3 separate regions of the Homo sapiens genome follow, and regions 1 and 3 are each linked to region 2. The links are chromatin loops, found by intact Hi-C in ENCODE. Cell type or tissue: PC-9. All regions are shown on one strand.

The links. Peaks named below come from ENCODE experiments on the same cell type or tissue, not always from the same donor. Only the 100,000 strongest peaks of a DNase experiment are listed, where the experiment ranks them.
Region 1: it touches region 2 in a loop (26-fold over the local background); 31 of 110 quality-filtered maps call a loop at or near these places.
Region 3: a loop joins it to region 2, with 16 times the contacts of the local background. A loop is called at or near these places in 49 of 110 quality-filtered maps.

What each region holds. Positions count from the first base shown.
Region 1 is chr5:60,282,838-60,290,837 of GRCh38, reverse strand. It overlaps a transcript of PDE4D not described here. Among named protein-coding and RNA genes, the nearest start is that of PART1, 200 kb to the left of the region's middle. In PC-9, a CTCF peak has its summit at 3,490 (motif pointing right); no DNase peak of the experiment used is centred here.
Region 2 is chr5:59,810,514-59,818,513 of GRCh38, reverse strand. The region is part of intron 1 of PDE4D (phosphodiesterase 4D); the gene reads left to right. Among named protein-coding and RNA genes, the nearest start is that of PDE4D, 79 kb to the left of the region's middle. In PC-9, CTCF peaks have their summits at 4,303 and 4,502; DNase peaks (open chromatin) are centred at 4,053 and 4,633; H3K4me3 peaks cover 17 bases; H3K27ac peaks cover 964 bases.
Region 3 is chr5:60,379,901-60,387,900 of GRCh38, reverse strand. It overlaps a transcript of PDE4D not described here. Among named protein-coding and RNA genes, the nearest start is that of PART1, 100 kb to the left of the region's middle. RefSeq lists an enhancer at 7,904-7,953. In PC-9, a CTCF peak has its summit at 4,891; no DNase peak of the experiment used is centred here.

The DNA.
Region 1 (8,000 bases), 470 kb before region 2:
TCTCCTATTTGTTATTATTATTTTTATTTTTGAGACAGGGTCTCACTCTGATTGCCTAGGCTGCAGTGCAGTGGTGCAATCACAGCTCACTGCAGCCTCCATTTCCCCAAGCTCAGGTGATTCTCCCACCTCAGCCTCCTGAGTAGCTGGGACCACAGGTGTGCGCCACCATGCACAGCTAACTTTTTGTATTTTTAGTGGAAATGGGATTTCACTATGTTGCCCAGGCTGGTCTCAAACTCCTAAGCTCAAGCAATCTGCCCACCTCGGCCTCCTAAAGTGCTTGGATTACAGGTGTGAGCCACCACTCCCTGCCTCCTATGTATTATTCTATATGTATTTTTTCATATTAATGTATAAGTTTTTTCAAGTATGGGTTATTCCATTTGAACAAACCATTAATTCTCTGCTCGTCTATAGTCATTTCTTATTAGATGTGTCAGTTCTTAATTTTATCACACATTAATTTCTTTTTTTGTTCCTTATACATTTTGTTTCCTTGAGATCTTCAGAATGTAAATCAATCTCCATTCTGTTATGATTTATAATCATTTACTTCTCAGATGATTCCTCCTTTAGTGCTTTGTGCCTTCTGTTATATTCTTATTACTTTTGATCTTTTATTGTTCTAATTTCACCTCTTCTCAACCCATCCCCACACTGGCAACTGTTATATGAATGGCTGGTCAGATGGAATCCACATATGTTCCGTATGCATGTATAGATTTTACTCAAGCCACTAGTGGAGACACTATTCCTACTTACACATATGAGTACCAACCTCTCTGTGATGCAGCAATCATATCTTGACATATCTAGAAAGTTTCATCCTCATCCATAAATTACTTCATCTTTCTCCAAATAACTCAGGGAATTTTACATTAACCTACCCAATTTAACAATTTAGGAAAAATCAATTCAGTGACATGAGGTAAAAGATGCGCTGTCAAAATTGCAGTGTCTCTAAGGTGATTCTTTTTGACCAGACTAGAAACACTAATCTGGCACTATTTTAGTTGGGGTTTCCTGGTACCTTTCCATGCCATAAAAATCTCTATAAAACAGAACAAATTGCACATTTAATTATAGTTTCAAAAATTTGCATTCTTGGATGAAACTTTTTCTCTTGTCCCACTCTTGCCATAATTGCTACATTGTCTACTGTTAATTTGCATTTTAACTGAGCTTTAAACATTTAACCAGAGGATGGTCCAATCGGAGATTCTATAACCATCTCAGTAATTGGTAGGCAAGTTATTTTTTATTGCTATTTCAGCAGTAGGGAAGTCTCCTCTACAGGGGTGGGGAAAGAGTTGATAACCTTCAAAACAGACTCTTTACTTTGGGGCTGTGATGAGAGAAACAGAACAGAAGTTAGGAATGGTGAAATTAGAAGAGACAGATGGTGAGAGATTATCATGATTTATAGGATCACCCAAATTGTCTAAAATTTACTCCAGAACTTTTTACCAGTTAGGGCAAAATGTCATGCTTATTTTGAGCTCCTATAGATACATTTAAATCAGACATACTGGACTTTGCATTCTGTTATTTTTTTGAGGGGGGTGATATTTAAGGAGTTCTAGAAACAGCCTACATTAGACTTAGTGTTTCCAGCAACTAACAAATTTAAATGTTATAAACATTTTTCTAACGCATTTTCCTTTAAACCACTCTGGGGAAAGACATGAATGTAAGATGACTGATTCTCAGATTATCTGCTTTTAGAACAACCTTCTTTTAGCTGCAAAAACGTAGTGACGGTGTTCTCAATGTGAGACGGGGAAGATTTTAGTGGGCACAGCAGCTGTTGACTCAAATATAGTTATACATGTTCCTTCTGTGTTTTCTTGTAGGTGAATCAGCAGTTTAGTTTATTATGAAAATTAGCAATCTATAAGATGATTCTGAAAAATGAATTCTCAGAAATTTAAGGTACACACATGGCATGATTTGGTGAATATGAAGTGCTGAAGTGAAATACTCATATCCCATTGTGATCATTGATGTTCTTGTTGCAATTATGGTCATCATGTCAAGAACAAAATCAATTTGATGCGATTGAAAATAACAAAAATGCTTTATGTCTTTTAGAGAAAATATAAATGATTCATTGTAAATGAGAAACCTCAAACTGAAAGCACATAAAATACCAGGTATGAGTGTTGCATTTTGAAGTCTCTGACTACATGAGAGTTGTCTGTGAAATAAAATATCCAGTTACACAAAATATTCTTTATAGTTAAAAAACTTTTTTTCATACATATCACTAGTTAACTATTTTTAGTCCCATCTTTCCTATGTGCCCAGCAGTGAGCTAAAAGCTGTGCATTTAATGCATTCTTCATTGTATTTTTGTTTTGTTTTATTTTGTTATTTGTAAAGATGGGAAAGACCAAATGAAAAGATGTCAAACTTTTCTGGGGGTGGAGAGGACATTTGCATTTTGAATTTAGAAACCTAAATTAGAGGTTTAGGAAGACTCATAAATATGTAGCAGAGGTTTGGTGGTCACAGCTAGAAGCTGACCACCACCATGGGGCAAATAATGATTTAACCTCCTCCTGTAAGTATTTGATGTAAGATCATCGGTATATTTCATCTGTGACATTATCCAAGAAGAAGATGAATCTGAGGGAAACAATGCTTGCAGATTTGAGGGGGAAAAATGCTTGGAGTAGTTAGTCTCGGGATAGCCCTAGGTGATGATAATCCTTGCACAAACACAGCACACTGTTAGAACAGACAAAAGTCTGCAGAGGTTAAGAAGACCCTTGTTACATTGGAATCTTTCAATCACTTCTAGAAATATGATTTAGTTAAATCAATATTTTATTTAGCTCTAGGTACAATATTGATGCTAAAGAAGTTCTTGTTGAACCAACAAATGGATGCTCCTTTAAAATGCTGGAGGCATCATAAATGGCATGTTAGCATCAGGTACCTCCCTCTTGGAGCTTACACATAAAAACAAATGTACACAAATAGCAATAATCAAATAAAATATTAGGGGATTGTGTCAAATGAGAGCTAGTGACAACTGTTGATTTAAAGATTCAGCCATTTCAAAGTTTTAGAAGTTTTAGGGATATAAACTAAAGAGTCCAGAGAAAGCAGGGAAAGTATAAACTATTTCTGCCAAGGATGGGGATTTTGAGGCAAGGTTGGATATTGCTATTAGGAAGAAGTGGCATTTGAGCTGGGTAGGATTTTTACATTCAGAAATGTGAATAGGCACGTGTAGAGAAAAGGAGGCAGAGGATTCTGGATTGAGGGAATTTATTAATTCTTCATTCTACATTTGCTGATTACTTCCTATATACAAGATACTAAACTAAGTGCAAGGCACACAGGGTAAATAAGAATTTTAGTTCTTGTCTTTGAAGAGCCTTCCCGCAGTAGAGGAAACACGTACTTACAAGAGGCAAGCAATGGTGCCCTAAGGCCTGAAGGGGGCGCCTCTCCTACACAGCAATACGAGGGTGGAGTTTATTTTCATGGCACCTCAACCCATCTGACAGCTAGGGGAGCTGCATTTTCCAACAGAAGGTGCATTTTGTATATTTGTAGGCTGTTTTATACACTGCTTTGTGCTGAAGTTATTCAGGCATTTCTCTTCCCTCTAGACCTTAAGTTCATGGAGGCCACAAGCTAGGTTTTACCATTTTTGTATCCGTCTGTGCTGTCTAGAGTAGTGCCTTGGACACACAGTAAGGATTAAAGACTTTCGGAATATAATTAAATTTTGCTTTTACTGGGAAATAAAATATATCTCATAGAAGGCATGGTTGTCCTATTCTTCATCTAGTCTTTCAAAGTCTTTACAGTGTGTTGTGTGGCAGAGGCCAACAGTAGTTAATACTGTGTTGAAGCCATACCTTTCATACTTGATGTTATTTTTGAACAATGAAAACTTTGCAGGAAGTTCTCATCCCTTTGTGGCTAAGATATTTTCCATTAAGGGGGAAACAAAAAGAGAAACATTAGCAAGCTACTCATTTATTTCTTTTAAAGTTACTTGTTAGAAAGTCACCTTTCACCCCAATTTCACATTGAATTTAAGTTCATTCCTACCTATCTGACAGTAAGTCAATATTCTGAGATTGTTTCGGAGGCTTCTTATTTTTCCTCAGCTGTAAACTGAATTACCTTTTAAACGATTTTCTAGCTAACAGTAAATGGTCCATAAAACATATGAATAAAAATGAAGGCAAACATTTCATGCTTAAATAGCTATAATGGTAGTCGGTGTAATGGGCTGGAGTTTCAAAAATAACCAGTGATGAATCTCTTAGCGGCCACATCATATTATCTGTGGTTTTTGCAGAAGTGTCATTTGCAGCTATTCTGACACACATCTTACTCTAGTTGGCAATTTATGATGTTTTATTCTATGTAAACAAATGTCTGTCTATCTTTAGAGTACAAATATCTACGGAGATCAAATGTAAGAAAAAAGTGGCCCTGACTTGGTTTCATTGTTGTCAAAAATGGTCTTTAAGAATGTTGTTTTTCTTTAGACAATATTACTTAAGTATCTACAATGGCTTGTTGTATTTCATGGGAATGGTATTACTTTACAGCTTCTGCCAGGGTATGTATCAATCTTCTCTCTCACTAAGGAAACAGACAAATTCTGCTATTTCTTAAACAGTTTTTTGTGGCACTTATAAGAATTATCATGTTTCCCGGGTTGTTGTGACAGACTGAGGATAGCTATGCCTGAATTCATGGTGACGGTAAAGAGAACGTGTAGTGTTAAACGGGCGTCCTGTTTGCCTGAAGTTGTCCAATCAAAATGTCTTCATTGATACCAGCTATTTTCTTAAAGCTCTGTATTTGCTCAGAGGCACTGAAATGTTCCTTTCCCCTTTCCTTGTGCACTCTGAAACATTTTAGAATGCTTTTCAAATCTTGAAATCTGGTGATTGCATTTGAAACAGTTTTATAAACATGCAAACCCACTCATGTGATCTGCTGGGTTTTCGTTGAAACTGCCACTCACATGCCAGGGTTTGTACAAATAGACCTGAAAGGAATTCTCAAGGTCATTTTATTGCAATCCATATTTGATGAATTTGGGAAGTTGTGGGCACCACGTCACTCTGTGAACTTGTAGCAGGGAGCTGAGGCTGGTAAGGTAGTATCTCTTTATTTTCACTTTAGTAGTGTTATATTCACACATAGCTTTTCTTCTTAGGGTAGAAGTCTTCCTCTGCTAACCTTTGATTTTTTTGAAATTTCATTTTTTTAATTCTTCAACTCCCAAACAGATTCGTTGTTTTTCTTCCCTGTAATTTTTTATTTATATCTGTGTGTTTTGATTAAGGTTACTTTCTAGTTGTAATGGGGAGCATTAGGCAGGTTTTTTTTTTGTTTGTTCTTTTCTAAATAATCAGGACTTTACACAAAGTTACAAGCTCAATAAGCAACAGCCGAATCCTTATTCTACATATTTTTCAGCAGAGTGCCTTATCAGACACTATGTCCTCTCTAAAGTCTGCACACCAATGTCTATGACATTCTAGACAGCTATTCTTTAGTACACCTTTGTACTTCAGGTCCCCTTTGTGGCGGTGCATGTTTGCCAGGAATCCAAAATCTGTTAATGACTGTTGTACTTGCTATTATATTATATCATATAATTATTATGTAGACTGATGTAACATATAAGTAAAGAGAAGTGTTTATGTGAAAACTAAATAGAATGCTAGTAAATTTGCTAAAAAAATTACTGTAGAATTAGATGTAGGTGAGCCAATCATAAAAGATTGGGAGGAAATGTGAATGATTCTTAGATTGCTTCTCAAGTGCCTTAACTTCTCAATTACAAAGAAACACTGTAAGCCATAGATGATGCATAATGGATGTTCTTGATGTAAGACATTGTAGAAATCTAACTAAGAGATTCAAACTCAAAGCAAAGGCCTTGGCTCTACATCAAAAGAGTAGCCAACTATGTGCATTTAAGTGTTGCCATTTATAAAGAATACTTGAGGTATTATTTCTGAAGATTCTTGACTTTAATATATTCATTTAACAAACTGGCCAACTACCTATCCTGAATATGTCATATGAGAGGGCTTCTAACATGAGAATAAATCACAAGCCTCTAGCTGTTCTCTATTTTAAAGTGGGGATGAAAGGTGAACAAAGTGTTACAGATTCTCACTATTTGAGTATCTAATAGTGATGGGGAGGCTGTCCTGTTGCCTTAGTTGTCCTGGAGAAATATCATCGGGGCCTCTTTTCTGTGATGCAGCTCATGGCAGAGTACACCACTGTCATCCTAAACTTTTAGCTAAAAGCAGATAACACACTTCTTTTTCATATAATGCATTTGTATCTGAATTAGGACTTTAGTGTTACGGTTAAGACCTACAGGCATTGATTACTTTGGGGTGAAGTCTGGTGACCAAAGACAGTGTTCCTAAAAAGTGCAACTTCCTGGGAGTTTCCACACCTAGCTAGGAGATTGTCTCAGGGACTTTTTACCCAGAAGATAACTCTATTATTGGTAGGCTTAATAATAGCAGAAATACAGGCTACCTTATTTTCATGATTATGCATTTTTAACATTAATTTTTAATTTCCTTGAGATCAGGTAATAGAAACATTAATAGCTCTCTATACTACCAGGCATAGTTACCTAAAACAAGGTGAGTGCTAAATAGGTGTAAAAATAATGATCAAGCTCCCAAAGTGTACTATTTAGTTATTTTGCATGACAATTTTAACAGAAATTTGTCTCCTATCACAAATTGCAGTTTTACCATATCAATTAGTTGGATCTTGTCTCATCTTTCCGTTCACTGTGCTACCTAGTGTGGATGATTCTGCGTATTTTAATGTTGAGATGTGACCACACTGTATTCATTCAGCTGGTTTCTCAGAACTCGCTGAATATGGGACAGTTTTTTTTTTTCCCAGTAGTGAGCTTGACTCTGTGCATAGGAAATACACGCAGTCCTCATGTGCCTTTCCCTTTTCTGCAGATGGTAGTTCATGAGCCTCCCTCAAATATAACAGCAGCTCATAGGTGAATTTATCAAAGAGTATGGCCACCTTGGGAGACCTGGCACATTTTACAGGCCCTGCTGTGATATAGAACAATCAACTCAATTTTTTTATGTGTTCTTTCCATTATTGTAACTCCCATGAGGTAAAGTGTTAAGCTACATTAAGCCTCATTAAGAGAAATTTGAGTTCATGATGCATATGTAACTTCGCAGTAATTGTAATTAGTACAATCTGCTTCTTGAATTTGCTAACATATTTGGGAAAAATGTTACCATTTTTTATTTCTTTTAAAACATTTAATGCCAAAAACTTTTCAGTAGAGCATTTAGTACCTCTCACAAAATTTCATAAGTGGCTTTGATTGTGTGCAGAATTACATCAAATGATTAGGAGCAGACAGTTCATGAAACTAAGAACATAATTTACAACATTTGTAACAAAAAAGTATACTTTGAGTCTCAAAGTATGAGTAAAACCTGAAATTGAATTTTTTGAAGTCAACTATCTCCTATATATTAACCAAAATTTATGAAAAAATATCTATGACAAAATAAGACAAAAGATGGGCAATACTTCTAATAGAAGAGGGAGATAATGCATTAGGAAGCACTCTCTGTGTAGATACTAATGAACCTGAGGGTATAAGATGGAGATAATATTAGAAAACATGGTAATATAGTACATACTGCTCATAATTATAGTCAGAAATTTTACCACCCCTCTCAGTAATTGGTAGAGTAAGTAGACAGAAAATCAGTAAAGATATAGAAACTTGAAAAAACAATCAAATAACTGCATCAACATTTTAGAACACTCCACCCAACAACAGCAGAATATACATTCTTTTCAAATGTGCATGAAATATTTACCAGTATAAAGTATATTTTAGACCATAAAATATATCTCAGTACATTTAAAAAGATTTCGGACTATGTTCTCAAACTACAGTGGAATTAAGTTATAAATCAGTAGCAGAAAGA
Region 2 (8,000 bases):
CTGAAATTTCTTTTATAATGTTCTGCCTGTGGCTTTCCAATAGTAATAGTAGTAGCAGTTGTTGTAATAATAGAGATAGTAGTTGTATTGATAGCAATAATAATAGCTACTATTTATTGAGCACTGACTGTGTTTCAGGCATGGGTCCATGCACTTTACATATATTAACTCATTTAAACCTCCCAACAACCTAACAAGGTAAAGATGATTATTATCCCATTTCACAACTGAGCAAACTGGGACATGAGATTTAAGGAACGTGCCCAAGCTCACACAGCTAGGCGATCACCAATTATACATTTCCTCTCTGCAAGAGAACAGTCTATTTTTCAAAAACATGCTGATAAAACAGCAATCCCATTTGCTTCTAAGGACAAACCCTGCCATGCCTGAGTGTTGCCATTCTTAAACTCCAGGCCAGGGCTTGCCTTTGGATACATGTGAGCTTCACTGGGCTCTCTGCTCAATGTCCCTCCTCAGAGTGTCTCCCTAACCACCTCTCTTGATCTCTCTCCACCCCTTTATTCCACTTGGGTTTTCTTCAGCACACTTAGGGCTACCTGACAGTGTTAGCAAGGCTACAAAGCAAAACACCAGATGGGGTGGCTTAAATAACAATCATTTATTTTCTCACAGTTCTGGAGGCTGGAAGCTTGAGATCAGTGTGCCAGCTTGGTTCAGTGCTGGTTATGGGTCTCTTCTTGGCCTGCAGACACAGACACCTTTTCACTATGTCCTCACATGGCCTTTCTGTGTGTGTGTGGGGGGGGGTGTGGGTGTGTGCGCGCGCGCGCGTGCCTGCATGCCTGTGTAGGGAGAAAGAGAAAGCTCTTTGCCTCTTCTTATAAGGTCAGATTAGGACCCTACCCTTATGACCACATTTAAACTTATTTACTGACTAAAAGCCCTATCTTCAGATATAGTGACATTGAGAGTTCAACATATGAACATATGAGCTGATAGGAATATATGAATTGATGGGAACATATCAACACTTCAACATATGAATTGGGGTGAGGGACGCAATACAGTCCATAGTGGTGACCCAGCATATATTTAATAGGTCATTAATGTGTTTACTATGTGTCTTTCCCACTCCTCCCGGTATTAGTAATCTAAATACCAGTAAGGATTTGAGGTTCTTCTTTGTTGTATTCCTAATACCTAAGACACTGTCCCACACATGGTAGATGTTCAATACATATTTGTTGGATAAATAAAAAATACAGAGCTCCCTCTTCTCCCCTACATGTTGGAAAATGTGTGTGATCTAAATGAGGGAGAGGGAGAACCATCTCATCTAATCTTCCAAACTTCCTGAGCCACCTTTAGCTACTGAGCACATTCACGTTTCCGTCAGCTGGGAATTTAGGTGCCCTGCCTATCATCCTCTGGAGCCCATCCCAGGAGGGGGCAGAAGGAGGTGGAGCAGCACACTAGTGTTCCCAGAGTGGGGAGAGCAGATGGAGAGGAGTTCATGGGAACGATGATTTACCCCTGCTCACTTACCCCTGTGAGAGGACACTGCCCTCCACGAATCAATGCTGGCTCCTCCTCCAGGAACCAGGCTTCTGCATCTCACTTGCCATGCTGTGGATCTAGGAACAAATTTGCATTTGGAAATTCATTTTAAAGTGTGCATGCTGAGGTTCTGGTGACATGCAGGGTAACTTCTCCCACCCACGATATCTCTTGACTCAGGCCTTCATGTAGGAGGGGAGGAGTGTTTGGCAGCAAAACTGGGTATTTCTTAGGAAGGAAATCCTTCTAAGCTTTATGGAAATCCTAGGGTGTTGTCCCTACCTTTCTGAGTGTGGAGCAGACTATCTGTGTACATAGCGGTAGTGAGGGGTGTAATATTGGAGAATGGCTTAGGTAACAGCCAAAATATACATTGTATATCCCCAAAAAGACGACCAAAGACTCACAGGCCATGCTGCTATCATTAGATATAATAGGCATAGCCTTTCATTGATATGTAAATGTTAGTATTTTTGGTAAGTGCCTTATTTTATCTTCTGGATAATATAAGATACAAGTACCATGAGGGCAGGATCCTTCTCTCATTCATTTTTTTTCCCAAGAGCATAGCACAAAGTAGGAAGTACTTGTTGAGCGAATGAATGATCCTAAATATGAAAGGATGGCATTTTATCGCCATTTTCCAGATGAGAAAAAAACGAGGGAGCTTATCAGGTTTATATATAGTGAGTGACAAACTTCAGAATTAAACCAAAATCTAGTAATTCCTATAACTTACAGGTTATTAAGGAGTCCACCTGAATGTAAGTCCAACAAGACAGGTGTTTATTTTGTTTACATACATTCCAAGTACCTAAGACAATGCCTAACATATATAAAATACTTCATAAACATCTTCATGTGTGAATAGAATTTTCAAAGTTCATCTCAATATATGCCTCATGTGACACTTCCAACCCTTCACTGCCAGGTCTTTCAGTCTTTATTTGAATAGGTTCAGTAAGAAAGAATTCACTCGTGCTTTAGATATGTATGGCTTTTCCACATTGTTGTCAGTTCTAAATCCCGAAAGTTATTTTTGTATGCTTGGAATACTTCACAATATTCACAATTTTTACAATAAAATAATTTCAGGTCTTCTTGATGAAAAATGTCGATCAGGACAGGGCTGAGGATAATCACAAGGCTTGAAATTAAAGAAGTCTCCTTAGGCTGAAATGAATTTCTAGTTGTAAAACCAAATATGAATCTATGTATTTGTGTTCCTCAGACCACTTTTCCAGCAGGTCCTTGGCTGTATTTTGTATGCATTTGTGAAATGCTTTGTTGAAATTCAGTTTCAGCCAGGTCTGTAGCATTCTCCTGGCCCCTGGTCTGATAGTTGTACCAGGAACACTAGCTAACAATTGCATGGCACTAGTCTCAGCTGGATTTGTTCTAACTCTTTTATATGTATTAACTCAATCCCTACAACCACCCCATTTCATTACTATGCCCACTTGAGAACTAAAAACACTGAGGAAGAGCGAAGTTAAGTAACTTGCAGAGGTCTCAGAGCTAGGAAGTAAGACAGCCAACTCGGAACCCAGCAGACTAGCTCTGGAGCCTACCCACCTACCCTCCACACCGTACCTGTGGTCCATCCTCACCAACCAGGCCTGCTGCCCTGAGCATAACTTCACCCTCTTGCGTTCTAAAACTATCTGCTGATTAAGTGAGTTCTGAAATGTTTTCAGGGACCAATACTAAAATCAACTATGAAATAGTTTCAGAGATTGACCTTTCCTCCTTTTGGAATGGATAAGATTTTCCCAACCGAGGTCTCCCATCAGCTCTCCTGTTCCCCTGGACTGTGGCACATAGGAGGGCCAGGGACTTGCGCCTATTATTTCATTTCTTTTGTTATCCTTCATTTCTAGATCTCTTCTCTACCACAATTATCTCTCATGTTGACAGTTTCCCCACAGATGGGATGTCTATTTCCTTGATAATACAGCATTATTATGCTAAAATCTCTCATTTGTGTTATTAGCCAGACTCTGTGCAAAAACGTGTGTATATCTGAGACTCTGTGCTGTTCTTAGCCACCTTCTTGGTCCCTTCTCATGTAAATTACTAGGGCACTTCTTCAATATTATTATTATCATGCCCCCTTACCACCACCACAAAATCTTCCATCATAACCCATTTTTTTTTCCTCCTCCTTACCACATTTTCAGCTTTGAACTCTTATAATCAGATCAGGAATTACATTTCTGAACAAATGCAGGCTTTGCAGCATTGTGAAGTGCAGCTGGTCCCCAGCAGAGAGCCCTAAGCCCCTGCCTGAAGCCAAACCCCCTTTTGTGGCGAGAGGTCTGGATTTTATTTGTTGTTTTTATCTTTGGTGAACTGTCAACTGGAAGCAGAGATGCGAACACCAGTTATGTCCTCCCCTGCAAGGTTCATGACCAATACTTTATAGTTTCTGGATATGCTTCCTAGGTTTCTTCTGTTGGTGTCATTTGCCTGCATGTGACTCACTGGCAGGTGGTGATTTCATCATATTCTAGACATGTGTCTTAGGAAGCTGGCCCCTATCCTGGCTGGCTGGACACATATCGAAGTTCCTTAGATCTACCATTGTCACTTTCATATCCATTGTTAAATACTATAGATAGCATGCAGGGGTCAGCCAAATTGTTCTGTAAAAGGCTCAAGCATAAATATTTTAAGTTTTGTGGGACAGACAGTCTCTGTCGCAACTACTTGACTGATGCAGCATGCAAGCAGCCACAGACAATAAGTAAACAAATGGGAATGGTTGTGTCCCAATAAAGCTTTATTTATAAAAACTGTCTTTTTTTATAAATAAAGGAGCCCATCGTTTGCCGCCCCCTAGTGCCAGGAAGGAACAAGGGGAAAATAAGGAAGAGACCCAGAGGAAAAAAAGTGTCACCAACCATATCTCTAACTCATATTTATTTACTTATTTTTCTAAGCGCAATCGCTAAATTATCTCGTCTTCCTAAGGCGTATGAATCTCTTACATTAACTTAGGGACAGAATATAGAGTTTTATGTTATCTTCTGTGAGTTCTTTTTCCATTCTGTCATGTTTCAGACTTTCAGAGGTAATTTTTAAGTATTTCAGCTGTGCCTTAGATACATTAAGGGACCTATAGTGCCTCCCTGAGGCCAAGATGATGGTTGCAATCATAAATAGGTTATTTCTGAGTTGAGACTGGTAAGAACAGATTATCCTGCCCAGACAGTGATGTGCCAAGCATTGGCAACTTTGAAAAATTTGCAATTTGATTTTATAGGAGAGTTTCCTTAACAGGCCTGAGTTTTTTTCCCATTGCTTTTGTGAATACAGTATTTTCCCCTGCTAGACTCTTAGTCAAATGTTCTTGCCATTATAAGAAAAAAGGAAAACTGAAAAACTTGAAAATAATTTTATTGGCTTAGGAATTATTTTCATGTTTGTCTGCTAATGGCAAATAAATCTACCTTATTGAATCATACGGATTTTAATTCCCCGGGGGAAAGGTAACCAATGACAGGCATATGTGTGTGTGTGTGTGTGTGTGTGTGTGTGTGTGTGTACAAGTGTATGCTTGTGAAAATTGAACAGCAAAAAGAAATTAGGTGGAGAGGAAAACATTAAAGCTGGTACTGGTGGGTAATCATTATATATAGTATATATACACATATGCCTTCTCCAGTTTTATGGAGGCAGTCAGTGCCTCAAAGACGTGTAATAAAGAGACAGCAACAATTATTGGTGGCATTCATGTAGGAGAGGCTTGAGCCAATGTAAACTTGACTTGGTTAGTAATCTTTGCCAAAACTCCCTGATTGTTGTAAGGGAGTTGTGAACCATTAGGTTTGCTTAACCAGAACAGCAAGTAAGCATCCAAACAGATTGTCCTTGGACCATAAGCAAATGCCCAGAAAATAGCCCCCTGCATAGGATATTAAGTACTTAGAAACAAATGAGAAAAAATATTACAGCAAGTCTTCCAGGTATAGAAGGGATAAACAACCCTATTGGTATCAGAATTTAGGAATATTATTATGTCTCCCACTTTAAATGAAATACAGCAGCCTGACTTGGCAAAATTTGGGGAACGGTTCCCCTTCTTTGCAGCCAGGTTCGGTGCTTGCCCTCTGGCATCCCTTCAATTGTGTATATTACTGGCAGAGACAGCTGTTTGAGCTGCTAATAAGATTGCAAAATAATATCAGCTTGTGCTTCAGGTTGAAGATAAGAGATAACATTGCATTGGCTGTAGGAATGGCTTTCTTATAAACTGGATTTAGTTTTATCTCACTTGTCTCACTTGTTACTTTTTTATTTATTTACTTTTTTTTTTTTGAGATGGAGTCTCACTTTGTCACCTGGGCTGGAGTACAGTGACACGATCTTGGCTCACTGCAACGTCCGCCTCCCAGGTTCAAGCCATTCTCCTGCCTCAGCCTCCCAAGTAGCTGGGATTACAGGCATGCGCCACCACGCCTGGCTAATTTCTGTATTTTTAGTAGAGACAGGGTTTCACCATGTTGGCCAGGCTGGTCTCAAACTCCTGACCTCAGGTGATCCGTCTGCCTCGGCCTCCCAAAGTGCTGGGATTTCAGATTACAGGTGCCATGACGCCTGGCCCCACTTGATACATTTGAGGGTCTCATAAGGTCTTGAAATTGAGCCTGTGAATTTATAAACAGGGCTACAACCATCCTGCAGATGCAACTTTTTGGCATGCCAGAATCAGTGGCACCTGAAGAGCATCTCCTTGAAAGCGGTAGTAGATAAAAGGAGATGCCTTTCAGGTTTCAGACGTGGACCTCAGATTCACCTCCAAGACTAGAGTTATCACAGTGCACAGGATCATCCAAGAACAGACATGCAGAGGGAGGAAAGGCCATTGTAAGGCTCAGGAGAACATAGTAGAGCCTAAAAATGAGAACAAAATGGTACTATCAGAAAAGATGGCAGTGGTTGGGACATAAGAGAGGGTAGGTTCACAGGTTTGTGGGACCAGGACTCAGTCACTTTCCTCGCGCTAGGCTCAACCCTCACGATGGGGAAAGTAATGTACTTCTGGGCTTAAAATTCTTCACAGTCAACTGGTAGAGATATGAGGGAATTTATTGCTAAGTAGTAGGGAAAGTGTTTTCACAAATAACATACAGGAAATTCCCATATCATACAAAGGAGGTTGTATTATCACCACGTTTTTACATATGAGAAAATAGAGTCTTAGAAAAGTTATGTACCTTGCCTAGGAGCATGTGCCTAGATAGTGGCAGCTCCAAGATTCAAACCTAAAACTCCAGAGTCTGAAACTCACACAGTTTCTTCTCTGTTCTGAGGCTTCATGCAGCTGGACAGGAGGTTAGCCTGAGACAAGAGGAGGATCATTCTCGAAGGCAGAGAGGCTGGGGACATGACTGCTTTCTGGAAACCTGAGCTCATGGAGAGAGGCTGAGAGTCAGGAAAGTAGGACATGAAATCATTTAATGAGAGTGAAGACCAGCCAGGTCAGGGAGTTTGAAAAGAGAGTTTTGAAATATCCATTGTAGCTAATATGGGAGAGCATTCTTTGAGAGTGATTAAAATGGCGACTGAGGACACAGCTAAAGTGAGAAAGAATAAATCTGTGGCAGACTTGCATATTTTTGGTATGTGCATCTCTTTCCGAAATCAATTGAACAGAGGTGGGAAAAGTAGCTTGGTGGATAATGAGGTAGAGTGGAAAGTTGAAAAGACAGAGCTTAGGAGTCTTTCTGATTGGTCTAAAATTCCCCAGGGAAAATCATGTTTCTTTTTATGAATATAGTCCAGGTCTTAGGTCTGTCCCACGGCACAAAGTTTTCAGGACATTCTGGACAAATTCACACATTTCCCTGGATGTCAGTCAATTCCCTTTGCCTCTGTGCTATCACTTTCCTTCTCTCTGCTTTCTCCTTGAGTTACCTGTCCCAGCTCTTCACTCCACATTCTGCAGCCTCCGTTTAGCTCCTTTATACCTTTGTCCAGATTCTTCCTAACTTATTATACTGCCTCCTCATGTCAACTTCCATCCCATCTGCATTTGGGAAAAGAAGCCCACATGATAAGTGAGTCCATCTGCTAAATGTATGCATCTTAGAGCATTTGTTCAAGATCAATAAAGATACAAATTATTTTGATTTTTCAGCTGTTGCCCAAATCCACAAGAGTACACAAATGAAAATGCACTGATTTTTAAAAAGTACAAATAGCCATTAAAGTTTGTATTGTTTTATTCTTTAAATAAGCCGGAAAAATGGGAATACGTAGGAACGAGGGAGCTAGCAAAATAGGCGGGGCTTCTGCGTTTCAGGTGGTCTGAGACTGCAGTGACCCTGAGGCTGGTGGACCTGGAAGGAGCCAGGGAGAGATGGTGGATCCCAGGGGTGGGAGCAAATGCATGGTCCAAGGTTCTGAATGGCAGAGCTAGACCAAAGGACTAACCTGCTAACCTTGACCAAGGAGATGGCCCAGAGGTTTTCTAT
Region 3 (8,000 bases), 570 kb before region 2:
TCTACAGGTGGAAGCATCTTTGGGACTGAGCCCTCAACCTATGGGATCTGATGCTATCTCCAGGTAGATAGTGGCAGAATTGAATTAGAGGACCCCCAGTTGGTGTCCACTGCTTGATGTGTGGGGGCAAAACTCCACACTTCGGGTAACAGAAGGCTTCTTCTGTGTTGATGACTGTTGTTGTGGTGGCGTGAGAGTAGAGGAAAAACACGGTTTGAGAGAGCTTTTCCTGACACAGAAGCCCAGACCTTTAAGGGCAAAGTTTTGTCCATAAAACAACCCTAGAACAAGGTCCCCAGGGAAAAAGCACCAAAGGGTATAGGAGTGGAAAGAGGGGGTCAGTACAGGCATCTCTGCCCCTGTCACCCATGTTACATTTTACCCTCTGTTATCCTTCATTTTATAGTCAGTGTAGGGGAACTAGGAGAAATGGTAACACGCAAAGATTGGTATCAGTTTACACCAAAACAGAACACACTGCTGGTGAGCACAGGGAGTTGGAAACAATATACACAAAAGTCTCACAAAATAGAAAAGAACATGGATACTGGCTCTAACATTGACGTCATTGGGATACAAAGTCTATTTACATTGTTTCTTATGAGGTCAGCAAAACATTTCAAATAGCAACTCCTTGGCTGCCTGCAGTGGGTCTGCAAATGTGAAATAAAACATGAACTGCAGACCTGACTTATGAGCAGGACGTTCCAAGTTTCCTTCTTTGCTTTTTCTGTAACAGATCACCTTGTCCTTGTTACTGCATTGGTAGATTTTTATCATCTCAGATGAAAGAATCCTAGTGTTGGCCAGGGCAAATCCAAAACACAGGTGATGAGAGGCAACACCCAATGTTAAAACCTGATCCACTGTGGTTATTTTTCTTTCCCATTGGGAAACTATAAGGATGCAAATGGGCAGGAGAGTAAAAGCAGCAATCACGTCTGCATGGACTGAAGGCAATTTAGTTTCTATCAGACATGGTGACAGTGATCAATGCATCACAAAATCACAAACAACAGATGCCAAGCACAAACTGTGTCACAGATCCCAGATCAAAGATATCTACCATATGTTTAGCTTTCACATCAATGTACATCAAGTCAGTTTTGAACTAGAAGCCTTTAGATATACAGTTCATTACTTCTTTCTCCTTTTTCATCCTCTTTTGTCTCCAGGAAGTTCCCAGAATCCGAATTTAATCATTATTCAGGTTTGGGTATATTTGCATATAAATGCATTGCTTGTGATGGATCCAGTGAAAGTTCATGCGCAGGGCTGCCCCTGCCCAATGCTGCACTGGCTTTCTGCCCATCAGTGCTGGAGCTGGCAGAACCCCCCTGCAGAGGAACGGAAGCAAGTGACCTAGAGGGGCCTGCAAAGAGTCTTAGGAGGGCAATTACAACACGTGTTTCTTCCTTTTAGGAGTATCTAATTGGGTTCAATGTGAAGGCAGCTCACTGTCAGGCACATAGAAGAGACTCTGAGTTAGAGAGGTTGAAATGTGGTCACAAAATATCCATGAATGTATTAAATCCATAAGGATTTATTAGGGGCTCTTAAGCATTTGATTCCCTTTAAGGAAATCACTGCTAATAAAGAGGCACACAGCTTGAGAAGCTGAAGCAGAGTGAAAAAAATTGATTTATAGCTCATAGGTAGAGAAAGCAAAATTCCTAATTAGTCATTTTTTTTTAAAGCACGTACTAAAGGGAAAATTACTATATATTTTTTTCCAAAGTTTCCTTGGTCTGGCTGTTGTTTGCCATTTTAATTACAGATTTATTATTTATTTTGTATAATATATAACTCAGGAATTATTATTATTTAATTTTTCCTCTTTTTTTTGCATTGGGCTTGGTGCTGGGGAAACAGAGACAAATTATGCAGAGTCCTTTCTTGTTGGGAATTCACACTCTGGCAGCCTGGTGTAGCCATGTGCACAAACAACTACTGTGCAATTTGATGAGAGAGACAGAAGGCAGGGCAGTGGCACAGGTGGAAGTGCCCAGCTAGGGTACAAGGAATTGAGGGAAGGCTCTTGAGAGAGAAAGAGATCTGAGAGCTGTATCTTCCTAAAAAGTTGGTGTATTCCAGGTAGATGAAAATAGGATTGGGAGACAGAGGTGGACATTCTGAGAAGGGGGAGTAGTAAGTACAAAACAGAGGTGGCAATAGCATTATGGACTTGGGGACCGTTAGTAGGTTGATAGGATTATAGCACATAAATATTAGACCAGAAAGACTGAGAAATGATGCTGGAGAAGAAAGTAGGACACAGGTCATGGAATGACTTGCAGGCTGCACCAGAGGCACTTGGATTTTATGAGAGCCTTGGAAGGTTTCTGTGGCAAGTGTTGCCAGTGCCCCTCTCATATTCCCTTGGCAGTCACTGTTACTGTACAAGACAACAGCTACAAGTCTCAGAGACTACAAGTTTGCAAGACTGTAATGAGGCAGGCCCAAAGCACCAGAAGTTAACATCCTTGAGAGCATCGCTCAGACAATGATGCATGAATAGCTCAGATTCTTCACCCCTGGTGAGGATGAGTCTGCAGCAGGTTTTGTATAATATCTTGGAGGTTCCCGGTGACATTGAGTCTCACCTGATCACAGCAGTTGTCTGGTCATTTACACACCAGTATTGTTCCTTCCCATACTTGCCATTCTTCCATACCCTCCTACATTTTGCTTCCTGGAATCCCTTCTCGAAAAACTACTCATGCTTAAATTCTTAGCTCAGGCTCTACTTCTGGTGGAATCCAATCTGGGACAGGTTTTTGGCTTGTGGAGGAACAGTGGCAATGAAGGCGGAGTCTGGATGATTTTCATGAGAATGCAAGAGAGAGTGGAAGACTCTGGTTCAATTTAGAAAGCACAGTTCGTTGCAATTATGGCCAAGCTGTATGTATTCTGGGAGACAGGGAAGGACTTTTCGATGATTCAAGGTTTAGGTTTGTTGACTGGTGGGATCCATTAAGCAAAATAAGGAATACAAGAAGAGGAATAGGATTTTTGGTGAAATGTGTGGGATTTGGATTTGATTATGCTGAATTTGAGGTATTTCCATGGACAGTGTAGGCATTGGGGAAGAGGACTAGTTGCGACACCCCAGTTTGGAAGCTGAGCATCAGCCCCTGAGTAGTAGTAGAAGAAGTGGGTGTGGCTGTGGTCACTCAAGCTGAGTGTGGGGATGGGGAGTAGGAAGAACCCAACAGAAACAAACTTCTGGGAGTACCAACCTTTAACAATCAAATAGATGAGGAGGAACTTGCTACAGTGAAGGAGTGATCTGTAGCACCAGGCAAGGGCCAGGGGAGTGATGTCGTAGAAGCCAAGAAAGGAAATCATGTCAGGAGGAGAGAGGAAGCAAACAGAGTCAAAGACTGCAGAGAGGCTTGGCAAGGTCAGACTTCAGGCTCCCATTGGATTTGGAAGTTGAGTGGTCATTGTTTATTTAAGAAGTTCATACTAATTTGGATCAATTAGAAAAGTAGTAGAGATTACCTCCACTTAAGACATTTAGTTTTATTACTTGAAAACTAGGCTAACCAATAATTGCCTAGGACAGGGATTGCTTTAATGAATAGGTAAGAATAATTTCTAATTATAGGGTGGCATGATTTGCGTTACCATACTGAAAAATGCTGCCCCTCTATTTGTATGATTTGTATGAAGTTCAGTACTTGGAAAGCTTCAAGTTTGTTCACCTAATTAGGTAAGGGTTTTTCTTTTAAGCTAGTTGCTGTTTTTTAGTTTCAAGTTGGTCCCTATTTCTGTTTGAATTATCACAGGTTTCAATTTTATGTTGCCAAAAGATAAGATTTAATACCATAGCTGATGCCCCTTTGAATTTTGAATAACAATTCTATTTTCTTTATACTATTTAGTTATTTGTGGTTAAGAATCTGGTCTGTAGAGTTAGACTGCTTAGCTATTACAGTAGCTTCAACACTTACTCTTTAAGATCCCTGGGTAGGTACTGTGCTTCTCTGTGCCTTGATTTCCTCATCTGTAAAATGGAGAGAATACAACTTTTTTTCAGAAGTTAATTCTTAGTACCAAATGAGCTAATTCATATAATGTATTTAAAGGCATTTTAAATGGCACAGAGTAAATGATCAGCACATTTTAGCGTTAGAAATATTTGTTAGTATTTTTTCTATTTATAATTTGTTACTATTACTAAAAACTGGGAGGCAGAATAGTATAAAGTGATAATGATTGAACTATAAAACAGATTAGGGTTCTGCTCTCAAATTTTCCGCCAACTCTCTGAACTGGGACAAGTCCATTCACCTCTCTGAGTTCACATTCTTCACCTATAAAAGAGGGAGGTTAGAATAGAACATCTTTCAAGCCAGCCTTAGTTTTAATATTCTGGGAAGCACACCTTTTGCTTGGAAGTAGCTGATTTACACAGTAGTCTTAGCTGTAGTGTGTTTTCCCCTAAGGGAAAGATAAATGGGCTAAAAGGAGAAATGGAAGGCATTTCCATTAGGCAATTGCTTTCTGGAAAGTACAACTAATGTTTTGGTTGGTTTATTTTCATAGAATTCATTTCTTGGGCTAAAACATAAATCAGTTACTATATTCAGAGGGCTTATCATTTCTTTTTTGAGTATACTTATGGTTGGAAAAATTCCAAGTGTTTTTCATTTTTTTGCCCTGTTTTTTCATACCTTTTACAGAAAAATAATTGTTTTTAGTGCATTCATTTCATTTGCTAATGTTATAATCTGTACAAAACAGCCCACCTAATTATTCTTTTAGATGTTAAACATGACACATGTAAATAAAATGATAATTATAGAATGTGGTGTTTTCTTGTATCTTACATTTTTTAGATCTGAAAATTGGTCCCTGTTCTTATTCTGCATGTACTCCAGTGAAACTTTCCCTTGATGAGTTATTTTTCATGCGCACACATGGGGGAGCTTTTGAGACACTAGTTTGAATGTTACACTTTGAAGACTTTCTCAACAACTTGACCCTAAGATGATGGACTGGAACTCTTCATTGAAGGAAGTGTAGCAGGGTGCAACTGGCTGTAGAACTGACTTCCCTAGCGCTCACTGTCTCATATGCAGCCCTAGAACCAATTCATAAATCTCTTTGAAAGATAGCCATAAACATGTATTCTCTCACACAAAAGAGTAGGGCTAAGAAAATGAAAACGAAAAGTGAAGGCAGATCCAGTATTTTCTAAAACTTCAGTAAGAAGTACCTGAGGTCATAAACTTGGGGGGCTGCCTCTTCCGGTGAAATGGGGGAAGTCAGCCAGAAACTCTGATTTTGACAGCAACATTATTTAAAGGAGTTTCTGAAATGATCAAACATGTTCTTCCATAGAAGAATAAAAGTCTAAAAGCACATGAGAATATTTTTAAAAAATCACCTCTGGAGGAAGCAGAAACAAAAGTGAGTGGCTTGAGTTGAGTCCGATGCTCTTGGTGTCTAGCTCTGTTTGCCATTTAAAGAAAATGCAGAAAAATAGAAATGTGTTAAGTGAAATGAAACCCCATAGGACCTTGACTGACTTTATTGTTATCTTTCTTTTGACCCTAATTTTTGGGGTAGCTAAAACCGCAAATAAACATATAGAAATAGACCTGGTGTTAGCCACATAGATACATGAAGTAGCATCAGGAATGACTGGGGCTTTTCTCTGCCCCAGTTTATTTGGAAATAACTCCAAACTATTTCATATATAAATATATATATATTTCAATGCTTATCATAATTACATCTGAATATTTTGCTCATAAGACAAACTTCTAAATGCCCTTAAAATGAGGCTTCAATGAGGAAATAAATACAGCTGATTTTAAAATGTTATTTAGTATCAAGAAAAAACTCTTTAGCAAATATTTCCTGTGAAAAGTATACAGTATAACTAGCTTAATATATAAAATTAAACAGAATCTTTCATGATGAATTGAAAATAGGTAAAATTTGTTTTCCTTCTCATTGTTTTTTCATATGTAGACAGCCAAGTTTCATCCTTCACAGTTTGTGTTCAACTCCTTGCTGTTTTTTTCTCTAATCTTTTCCTCAGTGCCTTATTCATTCTCATGGTTTTAACCATTAACTATATTCCCATTCTGGGCTTTCATCACAGATTCCAGTTGTACATTTTCTATTGCCCATTGGATGTTCCTACCTGGATATGGAAGTCAAATTGAATGTCAGCTACCAAATTTACCTTCCATCCTCCACTTGCTTCCTCGGCTTCTTTCTTTACCCACCCTCCCAGCTCACCAGTTCCTTCTGACTTTCCCGTATCTGTTCACTAAACTACCATTTTCTGAATCACCTGGCCTTGGAAATTTGGTGTCATCTTTGACATTAACCTGTCTCATGTACACTACTGTATCAGGGGTTCCCAAGGCCACCCTCAGACTTGCTAAAAGGATGCATGGGACTCAGAAAAGTTGTTATAGTCACAATTATGTTTTACTTAGTGAAAGAATACAGACTAAAATCTGAAAAGCAAAAGATATGTGGGGAAAAGTCCAGGAGAAATTAGGTGCAAGCTTCTAAAAGTTTTTTTCCAGTAGAATTGCACAGATGCACTTAATTCTGCAAGCAATACCGTGTGACATATGCAAAGTGTTGTCAACCAGGGAAACACTTGAGCTTTGATGTTTTTAATGGAGGCCAGCCACATAGTCATGCAGCACCTGTATGACTTACCTCAGCTACTCAGACTTCAGCTCCTCAGAGAAGGAACAGGCAGCCATCATGCATCACATTGTTAGCATAAACTATCTGATCAAACTGGTACCACATGCTCCAAGGCCTGAGGCATACAACACTCTTACCAGGCAGAATATACCTGTGGCTCAAGGCTTACTCTCAGGAGCTGGCCTAAGTTCAGTCTTGAAGAGAGGTTTTTCTTGGGCATGTGCAGGGCTTGAGCCACCTAGATTTGCTGAGTTAATCTTACTACACATGCACGAAAAATCACCAAGCTTTGTTGGTTACTGGGAAAATTCAGAGCACATACTGTGGTGTTAGATATGTGTTTGAGTTCTGCCTTTGAGACGATTAAATGAGATGTGATTAACATACTGCTGGACACATAAATACTAAGTGATGTCGATTTCTCGTTGTTGTGATTTTTATTATCTCTGCCCTTTTCTATCCAATATCACTTCTTATGTTTAGCCTAAGACCTTATTGTGTTCACCTTCAAGGTGCACTAGCTTCCCATATCAGTGAACTTAGGATGTTACGCTGCGCTAACAAACAATCTCCAAATTGGTATCACTTGCTAAAACAAGAGAGTTATTTCTTGATGCTGCCGTTTGTCTATTATGAGTTGACTGCAGCTCTGCTCCAAAGTATAATCATTCTGGGACCCCGACTGAAGGAACAGCCCTGATCGGGACATTGGGGCAAAAAGAAAAGAGCGTATTATAGAACCATAAAATGGCTCTTAAAATTTTGCTTGAAAGTGGTGCATATACTATGTATTCCCATTTTATTGTCTAAAGTAAGTGACACATCCCAGCCTGAGGTTATTGGATTAGGGATGTATACTATTCCCTTGGAATGTTTGAGCAGTAATATAATCTATCAACTTCCTAGCTAGCCTCTGTGTTAAATGATCATTAGAGTATCTAAAGAGGCTGGAAGCAGAGAGGCCAGCTAGGATACACTAATCTATCCTGCTGACCATCACTAAGTTCACATCCTCAAAGTTCAGTGTTGACAAACCATTTCTGTTCTCTATAACTGCCGTATCATGGTCTTCTCTTGATTAGTCACGTAAGCTCATTTTTAAGCTCAATCACCCATGACTTTCCTATACGCAAGTGAAACCATAAAATTAACCAGCATCGGGCACATTTTATCTTAGCACCTTTTATACCTTTGCTCATACTTTCACTGAGATTGAGGGCTCTTTTTTGAAGATAGTTACCATTTCATTCACCTTTGAATTCTCCAGAGCCCAGGTACCTTACCTGTGGTCATGGCTGAAACATGTAATCAATTAA